2 separate regions of the Homo sapiens genome follow, and region 2 is linked to region 1. A link is a loop called in an ENCODE intact Hi-C map of the cell type or tissue named here. Cell type or tissue: psoas muscle. All regions are shown on one strand. Links, peaks and the distances in the headings refer to the core of each region. The heading gives the core; the rest is flanking DNA.

What was found. A loop is a pair of places that touch in the nucleus more often than their neighbours do. Peaks named below come from ENCODE experiments on the same cell type or tissue, not always from the same donor. Only the 100,000 strongest peaks of a DNase experiment are listed, where the experiment ranks them.
Region 2: it touches region 1 in a loop (7-fold over the local background); 7 of 110 quality-filtered maps call a loop at or near these places.

What each region holds. Positions count from the first base shown.
Region 1 is chr11:1,296,626-1,301,002 of GRCh38, reverse strand. All of the region lies in intron 1 of TOLLIP (toll interacting protein), which reads left to right. Among named protein-coding and RNA genes, the nearest start is that of TOLLIP, 11 kb to the left of the region's middle. RefSeq lists enhancers at 1,123-1,854, 1,855-2,586. In psoas muscle, for the core only: no CTCF peak of the experiment used is centred there; DNase peaks (open chromatin) are centred at 259, 1,692, 2,682 and 3,022; H3K4me3 peaks cover 2,322 bases; H3K27ac peaks cover 3,854 bases.
Region 2 is chr11:1,529,751-1,534,127 of GRCh38, reverse strand. No RefSeq gene overlaps it. Among named protein-coding and RNA genes, the nearest start is that of DUSP8, 40 kb to the left of the region's middle. RefSeq lists an enhancer at 1,608-2,108. In psoas muscle, for the core only: no CTCF peak of the experiment used is centred there; a DNase peak (open chromatin) is centred at 1,837; H3K4me3 peaks cover 1,589 bases; H3K27ac peaks cover 3,813 bases.

The DNA.
Region 1 (4,377 bases), core at 140-4,139:
TGAGCCTTGCTTGCAGTGTTTACATGCCAAGTGCAGGTGCATGCGTGGCACACAGACACAAACAGCACCTCCACAGCCTCGCAGCGTCATGGGGTGGGAACGGTGAGAAGGTTTAAAAAGGCTCCGCAGGGGGCCAGTCATGGAAGTGGCCAGGAAACCCTGGTCTCCTGCCGCCTGCGTGTGGCCAGCCGTGCTTCAGGGGCGACTGTGGTGCGGCTCCTTGGGGTGATGTCTCCTGGCAGGCGTGAGGCCAGGACTGCATGTGTTCAGGACTCCACGTCCTGGGCTGAGCTGGGCTCTTCCGGGGCTCTGTCAAGGCAGAAAGTGTGGCCCAAGGAAGCAGCGGCACTCTCAGTCGGAAACGTATTCCTAACAGGTGTCGGGCAGAAAGTGTGGCCCAAGGAAGCAGCGGCTCTCTCCGTTGGAGACGTGTCACCAACAGGAATATTCACAGTGGGTGTTTAATTTGTGTGCTTAAAAAGAAAAATTAGCTTTGGATTGACTACACACATTGCATGACAAAAAAGAAGAATTAAGACTTTATTTCTGTGCCAAAACTAAAACTTAGACTTGAAGAGAAATTGTTTTAAATAGAAGTGAATGTTGGAGACCTCTTTTCTTTCGTGTGGAAAGGTACGCTGCAGTGGTTTAGAGCTCTGGCGTCAGTGAGGGAGGAATGGTCGTCAGTCACAGGCTTGCGTCGTGATCCTCTGAGAGCGGCACATGGGGGAGGAGAATCAGCAATTCCAAGAAATTTGAAGTTACATTTTAAAACTATATTTAAAACAGACTAATATTTATAAAAGTAGCTTTTATTTTCAGAGAAGATAAAATGCTGTGAGCTCTGTGGGATGAGAGCCCTACCCTGTCCTTTTTATTTTAAAAGTAATTCACGAATGTTTTTAAAAAGTTTCTAAAAATAACTAGCAGGATATAAAAGTATAAATAAATTGAAATAGAATCTTCCCTGCCTGTTTCCCTCGAGTTCCATTCCTGAATGCTCCTCCAGAGTTGGTGTCGACAGAGGCCTCCTTATGGCTCCCTGCAGCAGGTCGTGCCGCACCTCCGCCTCCGCCTCCGTCCCCCGAGTCTCCATGTGTTCGCGGCAGGGACCGCCGGCTCCTGGTGAGGCCGCGTGGCGATGCGCTGGGTGGATGTGCCTGGCTGGTGGACGGGGCGTTTTGACGGCACAGGTGACGCAGCCTCAGGCATCCTGTGCTCACGTGCCCGAGTGAGCATTGACAGGGGACTGGCTCCTGAAGTGGAATTGTTGGCCTTCACACGGGCATTTAGACTTGTTAGTGTTGAACTCAGTATGTGCATCTTGTACATGGAAGCAAAATTCTAGAAAAATATCCATTATGTATCGGGAGTAATCATTTTTGTTTTCATATTTCCAAGCCTTTGAACCAGGGTAAAGCATATATTTTTATGTGACCATTGAAATAGTTCCTCCATCATCATATGGCAAAAATAAATTTTAGGATTAGCACTGAATTTAAAAAATAAATTCAAAATAGACATTTACTGAAGGACCGAGTGTCGTCACTGAAACGATAGGGTTTACTTCAGCACCTGGACTCTCTCCCCTGTGACTCGTGAAGCATGAACTGGTAGCACTCCCTCCTCGTTTGAAGGGCTTTGCTCTAAGTTGAGAAACGAGGGCATTGCAGCAGCAGGCAAGCCGCCTCTCCCTGGTAGGCGGGGCAGCAGGTTGCGTAACCAGTATTTGTACGGGGAGGACTGAAGCCTGGTCTCCGTCTCCTCTCTTGCTCTTCCTGTCTTCAGGTTAAATGGAATATTTTTCTGAAAAACCTTGAATTTTGTAGTGTTCAGTCTTATGACGAATTGAAAAGCTGGCACGAAGAGGTCCTGTGTGTCTCACCCATGTCCCCTGGCCGACGCTCCCCTCCCCGGGAACAGCTCTCACAGCTGTGGCGCTGAGCTGGGGGCATGACTGTTGGCTCCAGGTTTTATTTGGCTGTCCTGGTTTTTCGATGACTGTCCCCTGCTGTCCCAGCACCCTGCCTTGCGTTTAGCCATCATGTCTGCCATCTCCAATCTGGGACCGTCTCTCAGGCTTTCCTTGTGTTTTTGGGACCTTGACGGTTTGAGGACGACTGACTGGTCAGGGATTTTGTCAGATGTCTCTTAATTGGGGTGTGGGTTTTTGGGAAGAAAACCCAGATGTGAGGCGTGTGTCATCTCGGGGAGCTGGACGCGCACCTGCCCCGCCACATGGCGCTGGCTGCGGTCCCCGGGCTGCGTGGGGCTGATGAGCTCCATCCGCAGGGAGCTGCTTCTCCCCTTTTCGTGTTCTATCCACACGGTTTATGTTTAAAAACCCTCTTTTCCTATTTGCCATTTTATGGTTAAATCCTTGTTGAAAAATGACACTTGATCATTAGGCCTTTGGATATAATTTTATTTTCTCCCAGTAATGAGCAGTCCCACTGTCTTTAACGGACACCTAAAGAGTGCAGAGCAAGGAGATGGAGCGCTGGACGCCTTCAAATACCGGGACAACCAGGATCCAGAGCAGCGAGGGACCCACAGTGCTCCCTCAGAGGCCTCTGGACCCCACGCCCACACGTCCCTGTGACCACCCACACCCTCCCCCGACTGGCTTCTCCATGCTGCTGTCTCCGGGACATGAGTCGCCTGTCTGTCCCCCACGTGTGGCCAGGAGGGCATGAGCCACCTGTCTGTCCCCTACGTGTGCCCAGGAGGGCACGAGCCGCCTGTCTGTCTGCCATGTGTGCCCAGGAGATACGGTGCTTTTCCTGCCATGTCCTCAGAGCTGTGCATGTGGCACACAGGAAGCAGTTGTCACAAATAAACAGGAATTTGGCCTGTGTATGTTAGTCCTGAGAACTTGGTTAGCACGAGTCTGTTTCTGCAAGATAACCCGTTCCTGGTGAGCAGACAGAGCTAGTCATAGAGCCTGCTGGCATGGGCTGTGCCAGGGCCCTGTGGGGTTGGCAGGGAAGCACGTCCTGTGTGGCCAGGTGTCCCCCGGGGAGAGAGCTCTGGGCTGTGAATCCTTCTGGGAGGCAGGCGAAGGGCCCTGGCCTTCTGTACCCCAGTGTTTCCTGTGTGCCAACAGGAACAGGTGCTTAGCATCTCGTGCCATGGGGCCTCTCAGCGCCCTCCTGAGCCAGAGCTTGCTGTTGAGCTGTACAGCGCCTCGAGAGAGGCTGCCTGGGGGAGGCTGGCCTGGGACTCCTGGCATGGGCCCACTCCGCTCAGGCACCTCTGCACCCTCCTCGATTGTCCGTAAGGGCAGGGGGTCCCTCCGGGCCCTGGCCTATGCCACACCCTCCGGAGGTGAAGCCGGGGTGCTCTGCTTGTTCTCGCAGTACGGCTTCTCTCACAGGGCAAAGGTCACTCGTGACGTGTCCCAGTCAAAAACGGGGTAAAGTGTGGGGAAACGCACAAAGTGTGTTTTGCTTTTTAGAGAAGAGCGGTTGAGCACACGCCATGCTGGCTGCTCAGGTTGGGGTGCAGCCTGCAGAGAGCTTCCCGAACTTGGGGGTCCTGAGTCCGTAACTGCTCGAAGCGGTGCCTGGATCGTCCGGGTCCCTTCTGTTTACTCACATTGGTTGTGGAGCGCTGACTGGCTTGTGCGCTCCAGGCCTTAGATGGGGACACAGGTGAGGAGCTAGACCCTCTCGGGGTCCTTTGAAGTGCCAGGCGCCCAGAGCACAGCAGGTGCAGGGCTTAACTCAGAACCTCCTGGAGCCCTGCCTGGCACCGTGTCATTGGGAGTCCATGGCACAGGCAGGTACGGGTTTCTGGTGTGCATGGCAGAGGCGTTCTGGCGGCCTCAGCACGTGCACTTTGCCTAAGCTCACGTCCGACACACCGAGGGTTCCAGGTTCCACTCGGTATTTCCTGAAAACAACTGCCCAGGGCACTGGCGCTGACCGGGGCCCCTGCAGACGGCTGGGTCTCCACCCCACTCCACCAGCAACCAGGCCTCCACCCCACTCCACCAGCAACCAGGCCTCCACCCCACTCCACCAGCAACCAGGCCTCCACCCCACTCCACCAGCAACCAGGCCTCCACCCCACTCCACCAGCAACCAGGCCTCCACCCCACTCCACCAGCAACCAGGCCTCCACCCCACTCCACCAGCAACCAGGCCTCCACCCCACTCCACCAGCAACCAGGCCTCCACCCCACTCCTCCATCAACCAGGCCTCCACCCCACTCCACCAGCAACCAGGCCTCCACCCCACTCCACCAGCAACCAGGCCTCCACCCCACTCCTCCAGCAACCAGGCCTCCACCCCACTCCACCAGCAACCAGGCCTCCACCCCACTCCACCAGCAACCAGGCCTCCATCCCACTCCTCCAGCAACCAGGCCTCCAC
Region 2 (4,377 bases), core at 81-4,080, 230 kb before region 1:
TTGGGAGGCCGAGGCGGGCGGATCACGAGGTCAGGAGGTTGAGACCATCCTGGCTAACACGGTGAAACCCCGTCTCTACTAAAAATACAAAAAATTAGCCGGTCGTGGTGGCGTGTGCCTGTAATCCCAGCTGCTCGGAAGGCTGAGGCAGGAAAGTCACTTGAACCCGGGACGTGGAGGTTGCAGTAAGTGGGGATGGCGCCACTGCACTCCAGTCTGGGTGACAGAGTGAGGCTCCATCTCAAAAAAAAAAAAAAGCAGTGGTCGTGGATACATGGAGCCCTTTTTAGAATGAGCCTCCCCGTAAACCCCTAGCGACACCCCTCCCATTTCTCCTGCTCGGACTGACTACTAGGAACCCTTGCACAAGTGTCCTTGAAGCTGGGGGTGAGCCCACCAGGGGAGCTGCAGACGGCCTCCCCTGGTCGGGGGCTGGTAGACAGCAGGGCTGCGTTTCTCATCACGAGTGTATCTGAGACAGCGCAGCCCCCACCTTTGCCACCACCAAGTGCCACCCTTGTGTCCTGGCTCATGAGGGCCTCTTCCCAGCCCTGGGAAAGCCAGCCACCCTAGGGGTCTGCCTGCCAAGTGCTGCTGTCAGATCGAGCAGGGGCTTGGTGTACCACCAGACCCCCTCTCCAGAGGAAGCTGTGGTCTCTGCTGCGGTCATCCGGTACGGGAGGAGGGGTGTTGAGGCCACTGTGAGGGAGGACCCCTGTGCCATGCCCCTGTCACCCCAGTGTTTCTCCTTTGTCCACACAGCGGTCTGGGTTAGAAACACCAGGGCCCACTGCAACTTTTGTTAGGGCCACTTAGTGCTGGTTGGGAGCCACAGGGCCGTGGCCTTTGTTTCTCCGTGGTGATTACTGCTTGTGCAGCCTCCTGCCAGTGCTAGACCTGTCTGGAAGGGAAGGGCGTGTGCTGTTCCCGTCTGTCTTTGGCCAGAAGAGCCTCCCATTCTTTGCCTTCACCATGTTTGTTTTTTTCTGCACAGGATTTCTCCTGGCTGGGGCACACCCATTGGTGTTCAGTGGAAGTAGAAACAATTGGAACAAACAAAATGTGGAAGCTTAAAGAGAAAAGAAGGAGATGGTGGGCAGGGCTTCCAGGCCACGTGTGATCTGTGGCACTGCTTGGCCTGTGGACTGTGGCCACAGTCGCGTTGCTGTCCCTGGCTCCCTTCTCTTTGAAGGTCTCCTTTGCCAGCGCACACGGCTCCCTGGGCTGGAATGTCTGTTCATTCATCCCTGCAGTTGTTTGCGGATGTCCCGGGGCTAACGTGAGTTAGTTAATGTGAGTGAGTTAAGTGCCGCAGCTCCTGTTTTTCGCCCTGCGTGGTGGTGATTTTGGTCTGTGTCATCGAGCATTTCGCTGTGGTGGGCGGGGAGGCAAAGAGCTCCCACAAAGGTATGCAGCTTTTCCCTGCAGAAAGCAGGCAAGCTGGAGGGTTGGAAAGCATGGAGGCACCATGCTGTTTCCCTTTTGCCCGTGACCTTTGCGGGTTGGGAGACTTTTCTTCCAAGCACCCTTTCAGCAGCGCCTTTTCCCCTCCAGACATGGTGGCTGTGCAGGCTGTGGGCTGGCAGACCCTATCCCCACAGCAATGCAATCTCAGGAGCCCAGGTGGGGCTGTTGTCTCGGGGTTTGGCCTGCACCGTCTACGGAAGCTCCTAACTCCTGCTTTGCTGGGACTTGTCCTCAGCCCATGGAAAGGCCTGATGGTGCCAGGTGGCCCTGAGGAGCCAGATGCCTGAGCCTGGGGCCAGGCCTGGGCGTGAGCCCAGGAGCATAAAATTAGCTCCGGCGTGGGTTGAAAGCTGCTGGCGTGAGCATGGCTTGTCTGTGTTGAGTTTGTCTTGCACAGCCCTGGCCTCTCCCCACAGCCTGCGGCCAGCCCTCTACATGGGCGGCCGCTCTGGGTTCCTCCTCCCGGCACATCTGCCCTTCTGCTGCGTGCCCTGTTCTTTGTGCCACATGTGACAGGACCATTTGTCATAGCAGTGGTGTCATGAAATACAAGAGTGTGGGCCTGAGAATCTGGGTTGAGTCAGGTTCCTGTTGGAGGCCTGCATGCGCGCAGCCTGCTCTGAGTGCTCCGGACACGCGTGAACAGAGGCAACAGGAGCCACCCCTGGGCAGCTTCCCCACTGCCGAGGGGGACGGGAGTAAGGAGGTGTGGGATGGGGTGCCTGGAGGGGGTGCGTGGGAGAGCTGTTTGAATAGGAGCTCTAGAAGGCCTCTTTGAGAAGGTGCTGTTGAGCTGAGACCTGCGGAGGTGAGGGAGGGGACTCGCCATGCAGGCCTATGGAGGGAGCCCTGGCTCCCTGGTGCTTTGTCTCAGAAGGGCTGCCTTTGCCTCCTCCCCCTCATGGTTCCAGGGACACGTGGGTTTTTATTTAATATTTTTCAGTCGATTGTCGTCTTTAATAATATTTTGATGAATGGGCTGTGTCAAATTTAGCCAGCAGGAGCGCATGTGACTCAGCTCCCGTATCAGTTGAATAGACGAAGGGGCAGGGAGGGAAGCCTCTGTGAGCAGGAACTGGTGAGCCTGGCTGTGTATCACCTGGATAACCTCTGAGCTGAAGAGCTGTGCCAGCAAAGCCCTTGAGCTCATGTGGGCATGGGGGACAGTCTGAGGACAGGAGGAACAGCAAGGAGACCTCAGGCTGCGCTCAGGAGGCTTCGGTGGCAGGTCAGATTGCTCTTACAATTTGGCAACCATCTTATGAATATTGTGGGTTAAAAGAAATAATCAGTGTCACCGGTAGCCAAGTTTTTAATGTTAAAAAAGATGACAATATAGAATAAAATGAACCCCTGCAGGGTTCCGTGGGGAGTATTACCATGAGAGCATCATTCTGTGCGTAGGCTGTGCTCCCTGCCAGCGGTGGGCTTCCCAGCAGGCGGCCTTGGCTCTGCGTGTGACATGCTCAGCCTGCAGCACCGTGTGCCCTCCTGAGCAGCTCTGCTCTGGTGGATGCTCTCAGCAGAAAACACACAACTTCGTGGTCCCCTCTTCTGCCCCTGGGTGGGCCAGGGTGCGGGTGTGCATCCCATGCCCAGGACTGCCAGGCAGGCCGCATGGTCAGCCACCAGGGTCAGGTGTCAGGCGCTGCTCCAGACGCGTGCGTCTCTGATCTTGGGCATGGCTCAGCAGCCTCCGGCTTGGCCGTGGGTGGTTCCTGCTCACCTGTTTCTGAGTGACCAACCCTGAAACTTCTGGGCCTAACATGAGGCCTCATCACCTTTCCCGCATCTGTGGGCTGGTGGGTGGGGCTCTGGCCCCACAGGTTATTCCTGCACTGCCACCCGTGGTGGCTGGGCTGGCAGCCCTCAGGGGCCTTGCTGTCATGGGTGTCTGCTGGGGTGCCACAGTTTCCCCCACATGGATCTCTCCAGGCAGAGTTTTATATCCTCACCCTAGAGCAGAGTTTTTGGACTTCTTGCTCTCAGGACCCCTTAAAGTCCTTGTTGAGGCTGGGCATGGTGGCTTCTGCCTGTAATCCCAGCACTTTGGGAGGCCAAGGTGGGAGGATCACTTGAGACTGGGAGTTCAGGACCAGCCTGAGCAACATAGGGAAACCCCATCTGTACAAAAAAGTAAAAAGAATTAGCCAGATGTGATGGTGTATGCCTCTAGTTCCAGTTGTTTGGGAGGCTGAGGCGGGAGGATTGCTTGAACCCAAGAGGCTGAGGCTGCGGTGAGCTCTGCACCGCTGCACTCCAGTCTCAGTGATAGTGAGACCCTGCCTCTAAAATTAAAAAAAAAGTCCTTATTGAGTTTACATGATGGAGCTATGAATATTCATCTTTCAGAAATTAAAATTGAGAATGTAAAACAACTTTAATTCATTTAGAAATAATTAAAAACCCAGTATATCTTAACATAAGTAATATTTTTAAAATTAAAAAAAAAACCTATTATCTTCTAGAGTCAAATAAATAGAGTGGCTTTACTTTTTGCAAATCTCGAGAGCTGGATCTGTCAGGTTCTGTGTTTATCCTGCTGTAATTTTACAGGCCAGGTGGCTTCCACAAGGCTTTGGCACATGGCACCTTTGTGGTACTGTAAAGACAGTGCTAACCTCATGGTCCCAGACCACACTTTGGGCTCTAGGACTCCCCACGTGGCCTCTCTTTGCCTCTGCCGGGACGGCCTTCATCCCAGGAGAGCCATCATGAAAATGGCTGGAAGACAATACATCCTTTCAGCCACCTTCTGTTGGTCAGGGAGTCACGGAGCCACCTGGATCTGGGGGTGGGAGTGGTTAAGAGTGGACAGCCTGCCTCTGGATGGAGGAGGGCTCTAGGAGGCCCTGGTCCTCCTGCCTCCTTCAGGAGGCCCTGGCTGGTCACCTCAGAGACCAAGGCCTT